2 separate regions of the Homo sapiens genome follow, and region 2 is linked to region 1. Evidence: chromatin loops called from intact Hi-C (ENCODE). Cell type or tissue: heart right ventricle. All regions are shown on one strand. Links, peaks and the distances in the headings refer to the core of each region. The heading gives the core; the rest is flanking DNA. Region 1 holds the start of TMC7 (transmembrane channel like 7). Region 2 overlaps TMC7 (transmembrane channel like 7).

The links. A loop is a pair of places that touch in the nucleus more often than their neighbours do. Peaks named below come from ENCODE experiments on the same cell type or tissue, not always from the same donor. Only the 100,000 strongest peaks of a DNase experiment are listed, where the experiment ranks them.
Region 2: it touches region 1 in a loop (4-fold over the local background); 2 of 110 quality-filtered maps call a loop at or near these places.

What each region holds. Positions count from the first base shown.
Region 1 is chr16:18,979,235-18,987,562 of GRCh38, reverse strand. It overlaps TMC7 (transmembrane channel like 7), which reads right to left and starts at 3,629. Exons shown (of 16, transcript NM_024847.4): 1 at 3,433-3,629. The coding sequence starts at 3,499. RefSeq lists a silencer at 3,659-3,718. In heart right ventricle, for the core only: a CTCF peak has its summit at 3,657; a DNase peak (open chromatin) is centred at 3,642; H3K4me3 peaks cover 1,922 bases; H3K27ac peaks cover 1,233 bases.
Region 2 is chr16:19,025,377-19,033,704 of GRCh38, reverse strand. It overlaps TMC7 (transmembrane channel like 7), which reads right to left. Exons shown (of 16, transcript NM_024847.4): 6 at 3,336-3,481. Among named protein-coding and RNA genes, the nearest start is that of COQ7, 38 kb to the left of the region's middle. RefSeq lists an enhancer at 3,374-3,918. In heart right ventricle, for the core only: no CTCF peak of the experiment used is centred there; a DNase peak (open chromatin) is centred at 3,501; H3K27ac peaks cover 2,300 bases.

The DNA.
Region 1 (8,328 bases), core at 224-8,223:
AGGCCGAGGTGGGCGGATCACTTGATGTCAGGAGTTCGAGACCAGCCAACATAGTGAAAGCCCGTTTCTACTAAAAGTACAAAAATCAGCTGGGCATGGTGGCACGTGCCTGTAGTCCCAGCTACTCAGGAGGCTAAGGCAGGAGAATCGCTTGAACCTGGGAGGCAGAGGTTGTGGTGAGCCGAGATCGCGCTACTGCACTCCAGCCTGGGCAACAGAGTGAGACTCCATCAAAAAATAATAATAATAAAATAAAGACTGCTACTAAACAAGAAAATAACCAAACCAGATAGATGACTTCAGGTGGTGGTAAGAGCTTTGAAAGAATAAGCAAGGTAACTAACTGGTCAGAGGAAGTGAGATGGGTGCATTGCCTCAGATAGACCGCCCCAGAGGTCTGCCTCTCTGACATGACATTTGAGTAGAGACCCAACAGGAAAAGGAAGAGGCTGCTCTATGGCCGGGTACGGTGGCTCACACCTGTAATCCCAGCACTTTGGGAGGCCCAGGCGGGCGGATCACGAGGTCAGGAGATCGAGACCATCCTGGCTAAGACGGTGAAACCCTGTCTCTACTAAAAATACAAAAAAATTAGCCAGGCGTGGTGGCGGATGCCTGTAGTCCCAGCTACTCGGGAGGCTGAGGCAGGAGAATGGCATGAACCCGGGAGACGGAGCTTGCAGTGAGCCGAGATCGCGCCACTGCACTTCAGCCTGGGCGACAGAGTAAGACTCCATCTCAAAGAAAAAAAAAAAGAACCAAGAGGAGTCCAGGCGAAGAGAACAGCAGATGCAAAGACCCTGAGGCAGAAACAATCTTGGTATGCTGGAGGAATAGGAAGGCAGCCAGTGCAGCTAGAGCAGGATAGGTTAAGGGAGGATCAAGGTGATGAGGGCCTGGAAAGAGGGGCTGGGGTCGAATCACCAGATCCTGTTGGTTGCGATGGAAGAGCCTGGAGTTTATTCTCAGAGCAGTGAGAAGCCACCGGAAAGTTGTTTTTCTGTTTTTGAGACAGAGTCTAGCTCTGTCACCCAGGCAGACTGCAGTGGTGCAACCTCGGCTCACTGTAACCTCTGCCTCCCAGGTTCAAGCGATTCTCCTGCCTCAGGCTCCCCAGTAGCTGGGATTACAGGCACATGCCGCCATACCCATCTTTTTTTTTTTTTTTTTTTCAGACAGAGTCTCTGTCACCCAGGCTGGAGTGCAGTGGCACAATCTCGGCTCACTGCAACCTCCACCTCCCGGGTTCAAGCGATTCTCCTGCCTCAGCCTCCCGAGTAGCTGGGACTACAGGTGCATGCCACCACACCTGGCTAATTTTTTGTGTTTTTAGTAGAGACAGGATTTCACCACGTTAGCCAGGATGGTCTCGATTTCCTGACCTCGTGATCTGCCCACCACGGCCTCCCAAAGTGCTGGGATTACAGGTGTGAGCCACTGTGCCTGGCCAGCCACCGGAAAGTTTTATGTAAGCAGGGGAGTGATCTGTTTTATCATTTAGAAGGATACATACCTCTTCTTTTTTTTTTAGAGACAGGGTCTAGTTCTGTCACCCAGGCTGGAGCCCAGTGTCATAATCATAGCTTACTGTAACCTCAAACTCCTGGGCTCAAGTGATCCTCCTGCCTCAGCATCCCAAAGTGCTGGATTACAGGCATGAGTCACCATGCCTGGTCACACTTCTCATTCTTTAAACCAGACCTCATTTGTCGCCTCCCCCATCCCCCGCCCCACCCCACGGACTGTCCTATAATGCCCATACAACAGGTCACTGTTTAGAAAGTGCTACAAAGTTACAAACACAGTCCCTTCTGAGCCTCCCACCAATGTTGGTGGGTACAAGATCAAAAAAAAAAAAAAAAAACTCATCTATCTAAGGGGCATAGAAGACTTTTTAGTTAGAGGGCCCAATTATAGTCCTCCTGAAAAGATGCCAAAAGTCCCCTCATACACTTAGCAAAGATGCAAGAAAGATGAATCTCACATTCTTTGTATGGGAAATGAGGAACTTGACATCTTCAATATAATGGATTCCACTAAAATAAGATGACTATTAATAGGAACCAACTAAAAAAATACTTGACTAGCTGTTATTGAAAGGCTGAAATTCAGCTGACATAAGCAGTATTAATATTGAGCTAGAAAATAATTCGCATTGAATCCACCCCAACTTTTGTTTTCTGATTTGGGTCTCTTCTAAATTTTTTTTTTCTTCTGGACATTGGGAACAATCCAATTTGAAGGCCTCAATGACCAAATCTACACTCATGTTTTATTCTATATCCTTGGTTTCTTTTTTTTTTTTTGAAACAGTCTTGGTCTGTCGCCCAGGCTGGAGTGCAGTGGCGCAATCTCGGCTCACTGCAACCTCCGCCTCCCGGGTTCAAGCTATTCTCTGCCTCAGCCTCCCAAGTAGCTGGGATTACAAGCACCCACCACCACTCCTGGCTAATTTTTGTATCTTCAGTAGAGATGGGGTTTCACCATCTTGGCCAGGCTGGTCTTGAACTCCTGACCTCGTGATCCACCCGCCTCAGCCTCCCAAAGTGCTGGGATTACAGGCGTGAGCCACCACGCCCGGCCCTACATCCTTGGTTTCAGTAAATCTCTATTCTAAAACTGAAAAAGAGAAAACATTGCAGATAAAACTTTACAGCAGGGTCTTGTGTTTTGTTCAGGACAAGATTCGTAAGCTCCAAATGCTACAAGGAACCCTGCCTGAGTGCTGGCAACTTTTTTATCCTGACTGGGCAGCCGTTGTACATATTTCTGTAGAAATTCATGGAGCTGTATACTTTACTGTAATTCTACCCGATACAAAAGATTATAATACTTGGCTGGCTACCATTTATTGTGACTGTCTAGCCACAATGCCAGGCACTGTGCTAGACACATCACACGATTCTCAGCTAATCCCCGCCCCATTCTATTCCCATTTTACTGCTGAAGGATCTGAGGCTCAGAGAAGGCAAGCCACTTACCAAAGGTCCCACAGCAATAAACAGACAAGGCAGAATTCGGTTTCAAGTTGGTCTAACTGTATGTGAAGGCTGAAATGTCCGGGAGGCAGGCACCTCATACCAGAATGTTAGGCGTGGAGGGGGTGCTCAAATCCTTTCATTTAACAGCAGATGAGGCTATTGAAAGACTGTCTCGGTCAACAGCTGGAAGACAAACCCACCACGGTCCAGACTGCAGTTCTCGTGTCCTTTTGGCCCGGCTGGGTTCCACTGGATTGGATGAGGACGCGTTTGTGGAGGGAGCAGGAATAAGGAAGATCTCCTTCCCACCTGCTGTTCCCCAGAGCCGGGAGCACCCGGCGTCGGGGGTGGGAGGGAACAGCGGCCAGGCCGAGCCTCCAGCACCCGGCTCCCTCCGTGCGCCCTCGGACCCCAGGGGCACCGTCCCCGCGCGCGCTCCCTGCCGCCCTACCTGGATGGACCGCCGGCTGCCGGCTGGGCCTGCCGGGCTGGAGCGCACTGCCGCTGGACTCGCTCATGGCCGCGCCCCGCGCTCCTCAGAGGCTGCCGAGGACCCTCTCCAGCCGCCGCCGCCGCCGCCGCCTCCCCGGCCTTCCCTCGCGGAGCCGGGATTCCAGGTTCCGGCGCTGACATCACAGAAGCCGGAGTGGGGCGCCCCCGCGAGGAGCCGAGCATCAGGGACCGCAGAGGGGCTGCAGAGCCCGGGAGATCCGGCAAGGCTCCATCCAGCGGTGGCGACAAGCAGCGACCTCCCTGATGTCTCACTGAGCTTAAAAAATAACAATAGATTGGGCGCACTGGGAGCCCAGTCTCCACCAGGACCCGGTACACCCATGTAACAAACATGCACATGGACCCCCTGCATCTAAAATCAAACCTGATCTAATAAAGAAATAAATAACAAAAATAACTGGTTGGGAGTGGTGGCTCACGTCTGTAATCCTCGCATTTTGGGAGTCCGAGGCTGGAGGACCGCACGAACTCACAAGTTTGAGACCAACCTGGCCAACACAGTGAGACCCCCATCTTTAAAATTAAAAAATAAAAAGTCCACACGCAAAAAACCCCAAGACTCCAAATCAGTGCATCTAGTAAGTTACCATTTGGGAACAAAAAGGAAACCAAAAAATATATTTGTACATGCTTGTAAATGCCTAAGCTATCTCCCTAGAGGGTGCAAAAAACTGGCTACCTGTGGTAGCTCTGGGTGGGGAGCTAGAGGGCCGAGTGAAGAGAAAACCACGTGCAGTGTTTGTCTTTTACGTTTTGCACTATATCCTCGTTTCATCTCTACCTCTGTTCGTGTGCAGGTTAAAAACATAAAATTGCCAGGCGCAGTGGCTCACACCTGTAATCTCACCACTTTGAGAGGCCGAGGCGGGAGGATCACCTGAGGTCAGGAGTTCGAGACTATCCTGGCCAACACGGTGAAACCCTGTCTCTACTAAAAATACAAAATTAGCCTGGCATGGTAGTGCATGCCTGTAGTCCCAGCTACCAGGGAGGCTGAGGCAGGAGAATCGCTGGAACCCAGGAGGCAGAGGTTGCAGTGAGCCGAGATCACGCCACTGCACTCCAGCCTGGGCGACAGAAGGAGACTCCATCTCAGAAAAAAAAAGAAAAAGAAAAGTAATTGCTAAATATAAATAAATGGGGAAAATGGAGAGAAATCTCCTGTGCAGATTTTGAAATCATTTACGTAGATACTTTAAGGATGGGGAGCTTAGCTCCCTACTCCTTAAGTGTGAGTTGCCCATAGCGACATCCTTCCAAAAGAGTGCAGTATGGAAGTGGTGGTGGAAGAGGGTGAGGGTGGGTTTTATATTAGATAATACCTGACAAACACTGTCTCAGACAGATGATCAAAGTTAACATCATCCGGGATCAGTGGCTCACACCTGTAATCCCAGCACTTTGGGAGGCCGAGGCAGGTGGATCACTTGAGGTCAGGAGTTCGAGACCAGCCTGGCCAACATGGCGAAACCCTGTCTCTACCAAAAATACAAAAAAATTAGCTGGGCATGGTGGCGGGCGCCTGTAATCCCAGCTACTAGGGAGGCTGAGGCAGGAGAATCTCTTGAACCCAGGAGGCGGAGGTTGCAGTGAGTCGAGATTGCACTACTGCACTCCAGCCTGGGCAACAGAGTAAGACTCCATCTCAAAAAAAAAAAGTAAATAAGTAAATAAGTTAACATCAACATTAAGCCATGAGGATGGTGTGCACCCTTCCTACGATGGGATGAGAAGGGCACTTTACCTCTGTGGTCATAAGAAAAATATCAGACAAATTCAACTGAGGGGCATTCTACAGAATACCTGATTAGTATTCCTCAAAACTGTCAAGGTCATTTAAAAAAAAAAAAAAAGGAGGCTGGAGACTGGGTGTGGTGGCTCATGCCTGTAATCCCAGCACTTTGGGAGGCCAAGGCAGGTGGATCGCAAGGTCAGGAGTTCGAGACCAGCCTGGCCAAGATGGTGAAACCCTGTCTCTACTAAAAAAAATACAAAAAATTAGCTGTGTATGGTGGTGGGCACCTGTAACCCCAGCTACTCAGGAGGCTGAGGCAGAGAATTGCTTGAACCCAGGAAGCGGAGCTTGCAGTGAGCCGAGATTGTGCCACTGCACTCCAGCCTGAGCAACAGAGTGAGACTCCGTCTCAAAAAAAAAAAAGGCTGGACGCAGTGGCTCATGCCTATAATCCCAGCACTTTAGAAGGCTGAGGTAGGAGGATGGCTTGAGCCCAGGAGTTGGAGACTAGCCTGAGCAACACAGTGAGACCCCATCTCTCCAAAAAATTTTAAAAATTATCTGAATGTGGTGGTGCACGCCTATAATCTGAGCTACTCAGTTCCTGGAACACAAGTTAAAACACATTAAAAACTATGGAAATCTTAATAAAGTAGGGACTTCAGTTAATAGTCATGTATCACTCTTGGTTCATTAATTGTGAGAAATGTACCATATTGATGTAGGATGTTAATAGTAGGGGAAACTGGGCGTGGGCCATGTGAAAACTCACTATCTTATCCTCAAAGGTTTTCTGTAGATCCAAAACTATTCCAAAACAGAAAATTATGTGTGTGGGTAAGTAATTTCCTGGCTCAAAATAAAAGCTATTTTTTATTTATTTATTTATTTTGAGACAGAGTCTCACTCTGTTGCCCAGGCTGGCGGCAGTGGCACAGTCTTGGCTCACTGCAACCTCTGCCTCCCAGGTTCAAGCAATTCTCCTGCCTCAGCCTCCCGAGTAGCTGGGATTACAGGCACCTGCCACCATACCGGCTAATTTTTGTATTTTTAGTAGAGATGGTGTTTCGCCATGTTGGCCAGGCTGGTCTCAAACCACCGACCTCAAGTGATTCGCCCATCTTGGCCTCCCAAAGTGCTGGGATGACAGGCATGAGCCACCGTGCCCAGCTGATAAAAGCTGTTTTTATTGTGGTTAAGGGTAAGGTCACTGGATGGGAACCTGGTTTCTGATTATTTCCTATGTGAGCTGGACCATGTGCCACAAACTTTCTGAGCCTGTTTTCTCATCTGTAAAATGGGGATATAAGACTAGAGCTTAGGTCCCAGGGCTGTGGCAACAACAACTGCCTAGGGGCAGCCTAAATTTCTATTGATCGGAGAGGGGTTAAATAAATTTTGACACATCCGTCCAGCAATTACATAGCTCTACATGGAGATGTATCAAAAATTATATTTATAGAAGGTATATTATTAAGTGAAAAAGCAAGGTGGAGGCTGGGCATGGTAGCTCATGCTTATAACCCCAGCATTTTGGGAGGCTGAGGCAGGAGGGTCACTTGAGTCTAGGAGTTTAAGACCAGCCTGGGCAACGTAGTGAGATCCCTATCTCTACAAAAATAAAAATTATCCAGGTGTGGTGGCACACATCTGTAGTCCTGGCTACTTAGGAGGCTAAGGCAGGAGGATTGCTTGAGCCCAGGAGTTCAAGGTTCAGTGAGCTATGCTCATGACACTGCCCTCCAACAACAGCGAGACACCATCTCAAAAACAAAACAAACAAAAAAAACAAGATGAACAAGTGTATCAGGTAAGCCACCATTTGGGTTAAAAAAGCAAGAATATATATGTATCTGTTTCTAAATGCAGCATACATCTCAGGACAAGGGCAGGGGAATTTTTACTAATTACCCCTTTTTTTACTCCATAGACATATTACTGATACATACTCAAATGTTAAAAAATGATCTTTAAACCTGTGGCACAGGGGAAGTGTCAGGAAATGATGACTATTTCTACTGAGAGACAATTCCTCCCTCTTCCCTTCCTTACTGGAGGCCACCTCCCAGCCCGCAGTCCCAGCCTGCAGATCTGGAAAGGAACCCAGTTTTTCTGCATATGGAAGATGGAATGGGATGGAGGTGAGTGGTGACTGTGCAGTGACCCTAGAGAGAAGATCCAGCACTTCCTGCTGGCTGCACCTGGCACCTGGCACCTGGCCCTGGCTTGGCTCTGCATCCTGAGCCAGAGAGACCTCGGTTATTTTTCTAGGAGCAGAAGAATGAGCCAGCCTCCCAAAGGAGACTCCCTGCTCCCAGGAGACAATTTTACAGGAATAGAAATAGGATAGTTAGGATAGTTCTTCAGGAAGCAACAGTCACTAAAATCTCCTGTTAGAAGGAATAGAAGAGGAAGAAGGCAGATAGATGGATACAAAGAAATTCAGACAGAAGGATGGTGAGTAGGACAGAAAGACGGGCAGAATTATCAATTCACGTGTTGCTTTCTTTTTTATTTTATTTTATTTTATTTTATTTTTTGAGACGGAGTCTTGCTCTGTCGCCCAGGCTGGAGTGCAGTGGTGCGATCTCAGCTCACTGCAACCCCTGTCTCCTGGGTTCAAGCGATTCTCTTGCATCAGCCTCCCAAGTAGCTGGGACTACAGGCGTGTACCACCACACCCGGCTAATTTTTTGTATTTTTAGTAGAGATGGGGTTTCAATGTGTTAGCCAGGTTGGTCTCCATCTCCTGACCTGGTGATCCGCCCGCCTTGGCCTCCCAAAGTGCTGGGATTACAGGCGTGAGCCACCGCACCCGGCATGTGTGGCTTTATTTCAAGGAGAGACAGAAATGTCGCCACAGCACCCCCTATGGCCTTTCTCAATCCTAGCACTTTATTTTTACCATTTGTTCTGTTTCTTTTTTTCTTTCTTTTTTCTTTTTTTTTTTTTTTGAGACGGAGTCTTGCTGTGTCACCCAGGCTGGAGTGCAGTGGCACCAATCTCAACTCACTGCAACCTCTCCCTCCCGGGTTCCAGCGATTCTCCTGCCTCAGCCTCCTGAGTAGCTGGGACTACAGGCACACACCACCATGCCCG
Region 2 (8,328 bases), core at 36-8,035, 46 kb before region 1:
TATTTTATTTTTTACTTTTTGAGATGGGGTCTCACTCTGTCACCCAGGGTGGAGTGCAGCAGTGTGATCATGGCTCACTGCAGCCTCAGCCTCACCAAGTTCAGGTGATCCTCCCACCTCAGCCTCCCGCATAGCTCAAACTATAAGCACACGCTACCACACCTAGCTAATTATTTGTATTTTTTGTAGAAATAGGGTTTTGCCATGTTGCCCAGAGCTGGTCTTGAACTCCTGGGCTCAAGTGATCCACCCACCTTGTACTCAGAAAGTGCTAGGATTACAGGTGTGAGCCACCGGGCCTGACCCAGAACTACATTTTACAGATGAGAAAACTAAGATCCAGAGGAAGGAAAATTATTTCCCTATATCCAGAGAGTTAGGTGGCAGAACTGGTGCTACTTTGATGATAAGGATGATGATGATGATAATTTTAACTTCATAAATGTCTATAAGGTGCCAGGCAGAGTGCTAAGATTTCATTCACCTGCCTAGTTTATGTTAATCCTCCCAGCAACCCTTCCAGGATGCACATTTCACAGATGAAGAAAATGAGGCTCAAAGAGGTGAACTGGCATTCCAGCGATGGTCTCTGGCCTACAAAGTCCATACTCTTTGTCACTCTGTGGCACATCCACTTTCTGGGCCACAGCAGGCCTTTCTCCCATTACATCACACCCAGCCCTCCCTCCATGACCTTCCCCAGAAAGCAATCAAGCCCTTGAGCTTGAACGAGATTCACAGGTAGATTCGCTGTGCAACTAACAAACCTTATTCATTCGGCTGGGTGCGGTGGCTCACGCCTGTAATCCCAGCACTGTGGGAGGCCGAGGTGGGTGGATCACAAGGTCAGAAGTTCGAGACCAGCCTGGCCAACGTCGTGAAACCCCATCTCTACTAAAAATACAAAAATTAAGCCAGTCGTGGTGGCGTGCACCTGTAATCTCAGCTACTTGGGAGGCTGAGGCAGAAGAATTGCTTGAACCCGGAAGGCAGAGGTTGCAGTGAACCAAGATCATGCCACTGCCCTCCAGCCTAGGTGACAGAGCAAGACTCGTCTTGAAAAACAAAAACAAAAAACCTTCTTCATTCTTCAGGGCCCCCTCCAAGGCTTTGGAAGACTCTAGCAATGTGTCCCTATGGTCTTTTTTTTTTTTTTTATCATTTACAAAACATATTTTCATACTCTTTGTCTTAAAGATGGCACTTCCAAATTGTCTACCCTGTAGGTCCATAAAACTTGGATCTCCCCTGGCACAATCACGGAACCCCAATCAACCAATATTTCTTTACCAAGCATCTCTTTGCCCCTCAAAAGCAGCCTGAGGCTGCTTCTCATTTGTACATAGTACACTTGGGTGGGGGATGGACGCTCACTAGTTCACGTTCATCTCACAGATTCTAACTCAGGATACAAGTGCCCAGCTGGGCATTGGGGTTTTCTTTGCAATGGTGAATCCTGGTCCTTATGGAGGGCCAGATCAATCCACAGCACCCTGGTCTCTTCTGCACCTGTGATAAGGAGCTTCACAGCTCCATGGCTTACAACACTGTGCATGCTCTCACAGGGACAATCAAGTGGGCAAGAAAGAGGCCCATCCATGATACTGTCTGCCAAGCAACCCCCCTGGCGCAGAGATGGCAAGCTGTCCATCAAAAATTTGTGGTCCATCTTCTATAATACAGTGTCACTGCTGGGTAAATAGCTGCCCAGCCAGAAGCAATGTTTCCTGGCCTCCCTTGCAGTTGGCTATAGTCATGTGACTGAGCTGTAGCCAATGGGATGTGAGTGATGTACACCACTTCCAGGTCTGGCCTATAAATACCATCCGCATGGTTCTCCTCCGTGAGTTTTCCTTTCCCATCCCTTGGCAGGACCTTCGAAGCCACATGCTGAAGATGGCTGAACTTTGGTCAACTTTAGTCCTAGAATACTATAAGATGAATTCTACCACACTAACCTGTGCCCCCACCCAGGACTGTCATGTAAAAGAGAAATACAGGTTTTGTTTTTGTTTTGTTTGTTTGTTTGTTTTTGAGACAGAGTCTCGCTCTGTCGCCCAGGCTGGAGTGCAGTGGTACGATCTTGGCTCACTGCAACCTCCGCCTCCCAGGTTCAAGTGATTCTCCTGTCTCCTCCTCCCAAGCAGCTGGGACTACAGGTGTGTGCCACCACGCCCAGCTAATAAAGAAGAAATAAAATTTCTATTGTGTTTGGGTCTTTGTGCCTTTTGTACCTGTTGTTTGTTAAGGGAATTAATACTCTTCTCTTTTCTTGGGAATTGCTCTCTCTCCCTAAACCACTTGTCTCCCACAGGAAAAGTCATGTTGTCATAGGACCCCAGCCCCTGGCCACAGCTGAAGTGCTCGCACAGTGCTGGGCACTTGAACCACCAGGGGCTCATCGCAGACACACTGCTCCCCATGGCAACGGTGGAAGGGTCACGGCTGGGAACCTGAATGAAGCAGATACAACAAGTCTTTTCTAAGGATTTCTGCACCTGTGACCCAGGAGGTCAAGGCTGATGCAAACTATAAGATGCCCTATTTCCCACCATTTAAGAAAGGCACCACTACACCTAAGAATTGAAGACGAGGGATTCTTACTTTTGATATCGTTCCTAAGCCATGGCTCCATCTTTGTCCTTCCTGTAATTTGAGTTTCCTCCCTTCCTTGGATCTGTGAGCCACTCAATAACCCTCAGAGCTAGGTTTCTGCTACTTACAACCCAGTAGAGACCTAGTTAATATACACACCTAAGCAAAGGAAGGGGTATGTGTGCAGTGGGGTGGGATTGCCAGATGTGTTCAGTAATGATTGAGTGGAGAACCCCAGGCTAGGTGCGGTGGCTCACACCTGTAATCCCAGAACTTTGGGAGGCCAGGGTAGGCAGATCACCTGAGGTCAGGAGTTCAAGACCAGCCTGGCCAACATGGTGAAACTCTACTAAAAATACAAAAATTAGCTAGGCATGGTGGCACGTTCCTGTAGTCCTAGCTACCCAGGAGGCTGAGGCACAAGAATCACTTGAACCTGAGGGGCAGAGGTTGCAGTGAGCCGAGATCCCGCCACCGCACTCCAGTCTGTGTGACAGAGAAAGACTCTGTCTGGAAAAAAAAAAAAAAAAAGAAGAACCTCAGTCTGCTACTCCATCCCAAATCCTGACTTGTATTTCTCCCAGGTCTCTTCAGCTGCCAATGGACTCACAAACCCTTCCCCACAAAACCCATCATTGGACTCCACTCATCCTTTAGGCAATGGCTTCCAGAGCTCCCATATCTCCAATAGCCTCCAGCCATCAGGGGTAATTCAGAGAGAATGCAAAGGCAGACTTTACCTTTTCACTATCCAAAGAAGGCTCAGGGCCAGGGAGGCGATTGTGCTTAACAAATACGCCAGGGGCAGATCATAGGTGAAGTTCTGAAATTTCACCCCATCAATGGTGTAATGTCCGTAAAAGAGGCTAGTTTCCTCCAGGAAACCCTGAAACGAAGCCAAGAGCATGAAGTCAGACTGGTCAGCTTACTGCAGGGAACCAGAAGAGTAGTCCCTGCCTCAAGGAACACAAGTTCCAGTGTCCCCTTTCCTCTCTGTATCCCCAGAGACTGGAACAGCCCCAGAGGCACAGGGAGTATTCAGTGTTTGGTAAATAAAGCACTGATAAAACCCTGGCATTAAAAATGCACAGGTGGGCCGGGCAAGGTGGCTCACGCCTGTAATCCCAGCCCTTTGGGAGGCCAAAGCGGGCAGATCTCCTGAGGTCTTGAGTTCAAGACCAGCCTGGCCAACATGGCAAAACCCCCGTCTTCACTAAAAATACAAAAAAATTAGCTGGGCCTGGTGTTGCGCGCCTGTAACCCCAGCTACTCGGGAGGCTGAGGCAGGAGAATCACTTGAACTCGGGAGGCTGAGGCAGGAGAATCACTTGAACCCGGGAGGCAGAGGTTGCTGTGAGCTGAGATCATAACACTGAACTCCAGCCTGGGCAACAGAATGAGACTCCATCTCAAAAAAAAAAAAAAATGCACAGATGGCCAGGCGTGGTGGCTCACACCTGTAATCCCAGCACCTTGGAAGGCCGAGGCAGGAGGATTACTTGAGCCCAGGAGTTTCAGACAAGCCTGGGCAACACAGAGAGATCCCTATCTCTACAAATTTTTTTTAAAAAAATTAGCTAGGCATAGAGGTGCATGTCTATGGTCCCAGCTGCTCAGGAGGCTGGAATAAGCCGTGTTTGTGCTACTGCACTCTAGACTGGGTAACAGAGCAAGACCCTGTCTCTGAAAGAAAAAAAGCAAATATAACAAGCCAAAACTGAAATTAAGAATAAAATTCCATGTGCCATAGCATCGAAAAGAATAAAACATTAGGACTAAATTTAACTAAGGAAGTGCAAATCTCGTGCCGGGCACGGTGGCTCATGCCTGTAATCCCAGCACTTTGGGAGGCCGAGGCGGATAGATCACAAGGTCAGGAGATCAAAACCATCCTGGCTAACACAGTGAAACCCCGTCTCTACTAAAAATACAAAAAATTAGCCGGGTGTGGTGGCGGGCGCCTGTAGTCCCAGCTACTCGGGAGGCTGAAGCAGGAGAATGGTGTGAACCCGGGAGGCGGATCTTGCAGTGAGCCGAGATTGTGCCACTGCACTCCAGCCTGGGTGACAGAGCAAGACTCTGTCTCAAAATAAATAAATAAATAAATAAAATAAAATAAAACAATTAAAAATTTTTTTTTAAAAAGTGCAAATCTCGGCCGGGCACAGTGGCTCATGCCTGTAATCCCAGAACCTTGGGAGGCCGAGGCGGGTGGATCATGAGGTCAGGAGCTCAAGATCAGCCTGGCCAACACAGTGAAACCCTATCTCTACTAAAAATACAAAAATTAGCCGGGCATGGTGGCATGTGCCTGTAGTCCCATCTACTCGGGAGGCTAAGGCAGGAGAATCACTTGAACCCGAGAGGTAGAGGTTGTGGTGAGCCGAGATCACACCACTGCATTCCAGCCTGGGCAACAGAGCGAGACTCTGTCTCAAAATAATAATAATAATAATAATAATTAAAGAAGCTCTAAAGAAACGGACAACATCCCATGTTTATGGATCAGAAGATCTATGGCCAAATTCCTCAAATTGATTTACAGATTCAACATCATCCTTGTTAGAATCCTAGCTGGCTTCCTTATAGAAAAACTGACAAGCTGATCCTAAAATTCATATGGAATCGCAACACACCCAGAAAAAGAGCCAAAACAACTTTGAAGAAGAAGAACAGTAAGGCCTGGTGGCTCAGAACACTCTCTGACTTCTTCTCCTTCTTTTTTTTTAAATAAAAAAGTAGAGATATGGTCTCGCCATGTTGCCCAGGCTGGTCTCCAACTCCTGGGCTCAAATGATCCTCTAGCCTCAGCCTCCCAAAGTGCTGGGATTACAGGTTTTGAGCCACTGTGCCCGGCTGACTGACTTCTTATGGTGGGAATGATTGAACACCTCAAACACCTCCTTGGATGGCAGGAAAACTCCAGGAGAGTGAAGAAGAGAACAGATATAGCAGAAACATTGTAGGTAGATAATACATAGAGGTTCCCTACAGCATTGTTTATAAAGGAAGGAAATGAGAGGAAATCTGAATGTCCATACAGGGATTGGGCTAGAACACTAAAAATCCATATTATGAAATATCAAGCAAGACCATGTAAGTGCACAGAGAAAGGTCAGCGGTCAAGTAGGCTGTAAACCATGGGGTTAAATGTTCAGTGACCTCTGGGGAGGGATATTTTCATTTTTTACTCTATAAATTCTGTATTTTTCATGACAACTGTGCATTCTTGTGTGTGTGTGTGTGTCTTCTTAAAACAAATTTATTGAAGCTGAGCATATTTACGTTATACAATTGTGCATATCTGTATTTTAAAATTATACAAGACAACCGTGCATTCTTATATTATCTGGGTAATTAAGTCATGTGTTAACTGGAAAAGAAAAAGTAGAAGCAGAAGACTCCATTCTCCTTTCAACTCTCCCAAAGGCCATAAAAACGTGTCCAACCAGAAGAAACCTGTTTATACTGCCAAGGGCTGATATCAGGGCTGTCACCAACCTCTCCCTAAAAATAATGTAACAATTACAGGGGAAAGGTCGGCTGGGCCTGGAAAATATTTTCTGATTTGATAATGAGCTTGGTTCAATTGTTTTTAAGAAAAACAAGCCCCTGTTTGATCTCTCTGGCCCTCTTTCACTTGTGCCTATTTACATTTATATTATTAACAATAACATTAAATGAAAATTCAGTTTCCCAGCCACACTAGACATATTTCAAGTGCTCAAGAGTTAGTGGTTCTGGGCCGGGCACAGTGGCTCACACCTGTAATCCCAGCACTTTCGGAGGCTGAGGCAGGCAGATCACTTGAGGTCACGGGTTCAAGACCAGCCTGGCCAACATGATGAAACCCTGTCTCTACTAAAAACAAAATTTAGCTGGGCGTCATCATACACACCTGTAATCCAGCTACTTGGGAGGCTGAGGCACAAGAATTGCTTGAAACCAGGAGGCAGAGGTTGCAGTGAGCCAAGATTGCACCACTGCACTCCAGCCTGGTGACAGAGCGAGACTCTGTCTTTAAAAAAAAAAAAAAAAAAAAAAAAAAGGTCAGGTGTGGTGGCTCATGCCTGTAATCCCAGCACTTTGGGAGGCCGAGGTGGGTGGATCACTTGAGGTCAGGAGTTCAAGACCAGCCTGGCCAACATGGTGAAACCCTGTCTCTACTAAAAATACAAAAATTAGCTGGGTGTGGTGGTGGGCGCCTGTAACCCCAGCTACTTGGGAGGCTGAGGCAGGAGAATCGCTTGAACCCAGGGGGCAGAGGTTGCAGTGGGCCGAGATCATGCCAATGCACTCCAGCCTGGGTGACAGAGCAAGAATCTGTCTCAAAAAACAAACAAAAAAGAGTTAGTGGTTCCATTGTTATACAGCACAGGTCCACATTCTCCAGATCATTGCAGAAAGTTCTCTTTCAGACAGGCTGTTATCATGCTTACTTTATTGAACATCTATAATTAAGCGCAGCTAACTCTCCTATAAAATTTTTCCTATCAGGAAGAAGGTTACAGTGTGCGAAGAAACTTTTTTTTTTCACAAACAGAAACTTTTCTTGTGGGATGTAATCTAAAGAAATGGGGTTAACAGCAGCTCTGGGATTTGATCCTAACTTTGCTTTCTTTTTTTTTTTTTTGAGACGGAGTCTCACTCTGTCGCCCAGGCTGGAGTGCAGTGGCATGATCTCGGCTCGCTGCAAGCTCCACCTCCCAGGTTCACGCCATTCTCCTGCCTCAGCCTCCCAAGTAGCTGGGACTACAGGTGCCTGCCACCACGCCTGGCTAATTTTTTTCTATTTTTAGTAGAGACAGGGTTTCACTGTGTTAGCCAGGATGCTCTCGATCTCCTGACCTCATGATCCACCCGCCTCGGCCTCCCAAAGTGCTGGGATTACAGGCGTGAGCCACTGTGCCAAGCCATCTATTTTTTTTTAACTTTTTTTGCATAGTAGACATTTGAACACCCACCCAACAATTCCCCTGGGTTGTTTTTAGGAAAACGTGAGATCAGAGATGTAAAAGGGTTTTTTCAAAATCAGGTGCGGCATAGTGGCTCACACCTGTAATCCCAGCACTTTGGGAAGCCGAGACAGGTGGATTGCTTGAGCTCAGGAGCTCGAGACCAGCCTAGGCAACATGGCAAAACTCTGTCTCTACAAAACAAACACACGCACATACACACACACACAAATTAGCTGGGCATGGGGGTATGCACCTGTAGTCCCAGCTACTTCGGAGGCTTGAGGTGAAAGGATGGCTTAAGCCTAGGAGGCAGAGGTTGCAATGAGCCAAGATTGTGCCACTGCACTCTCTGAGCAACAGAGCCAGATCTTGTCTCAAAAAGAAAAAAAAAAAAGGGTGGGGGGCTTTTTCAAAATCAAATGCAGTGGACAAATTCAAGGCTTTCTACCAATTTATTCAGAAAAGTAGAAGCTCAATGGTATGGCATTTGTTTATTTGTTTTTTTGTTTTTTGTTTTGTTTTGTTTTGTTTTGAGACAAACTCTCCCTCTCATTGCCCAGGCTGGAATGCAGTTGCGTGATCTCAGCTCACTGCAGCTTCGGCCTCCCAGGTTCAAGCAATTCTCCTGCCTCAGCCTCCTAAGTAGCTGGGATTACAGGCACCCGCCACCATGCCTGGATAATTTTTGCATTTTTAGTAGAGATGGGGTTTCACCATGTTGGCCAAGCTGGTCTTGAACTCCTGACCTCAGGTGATCTGCCCGCCTTGGCCTCTC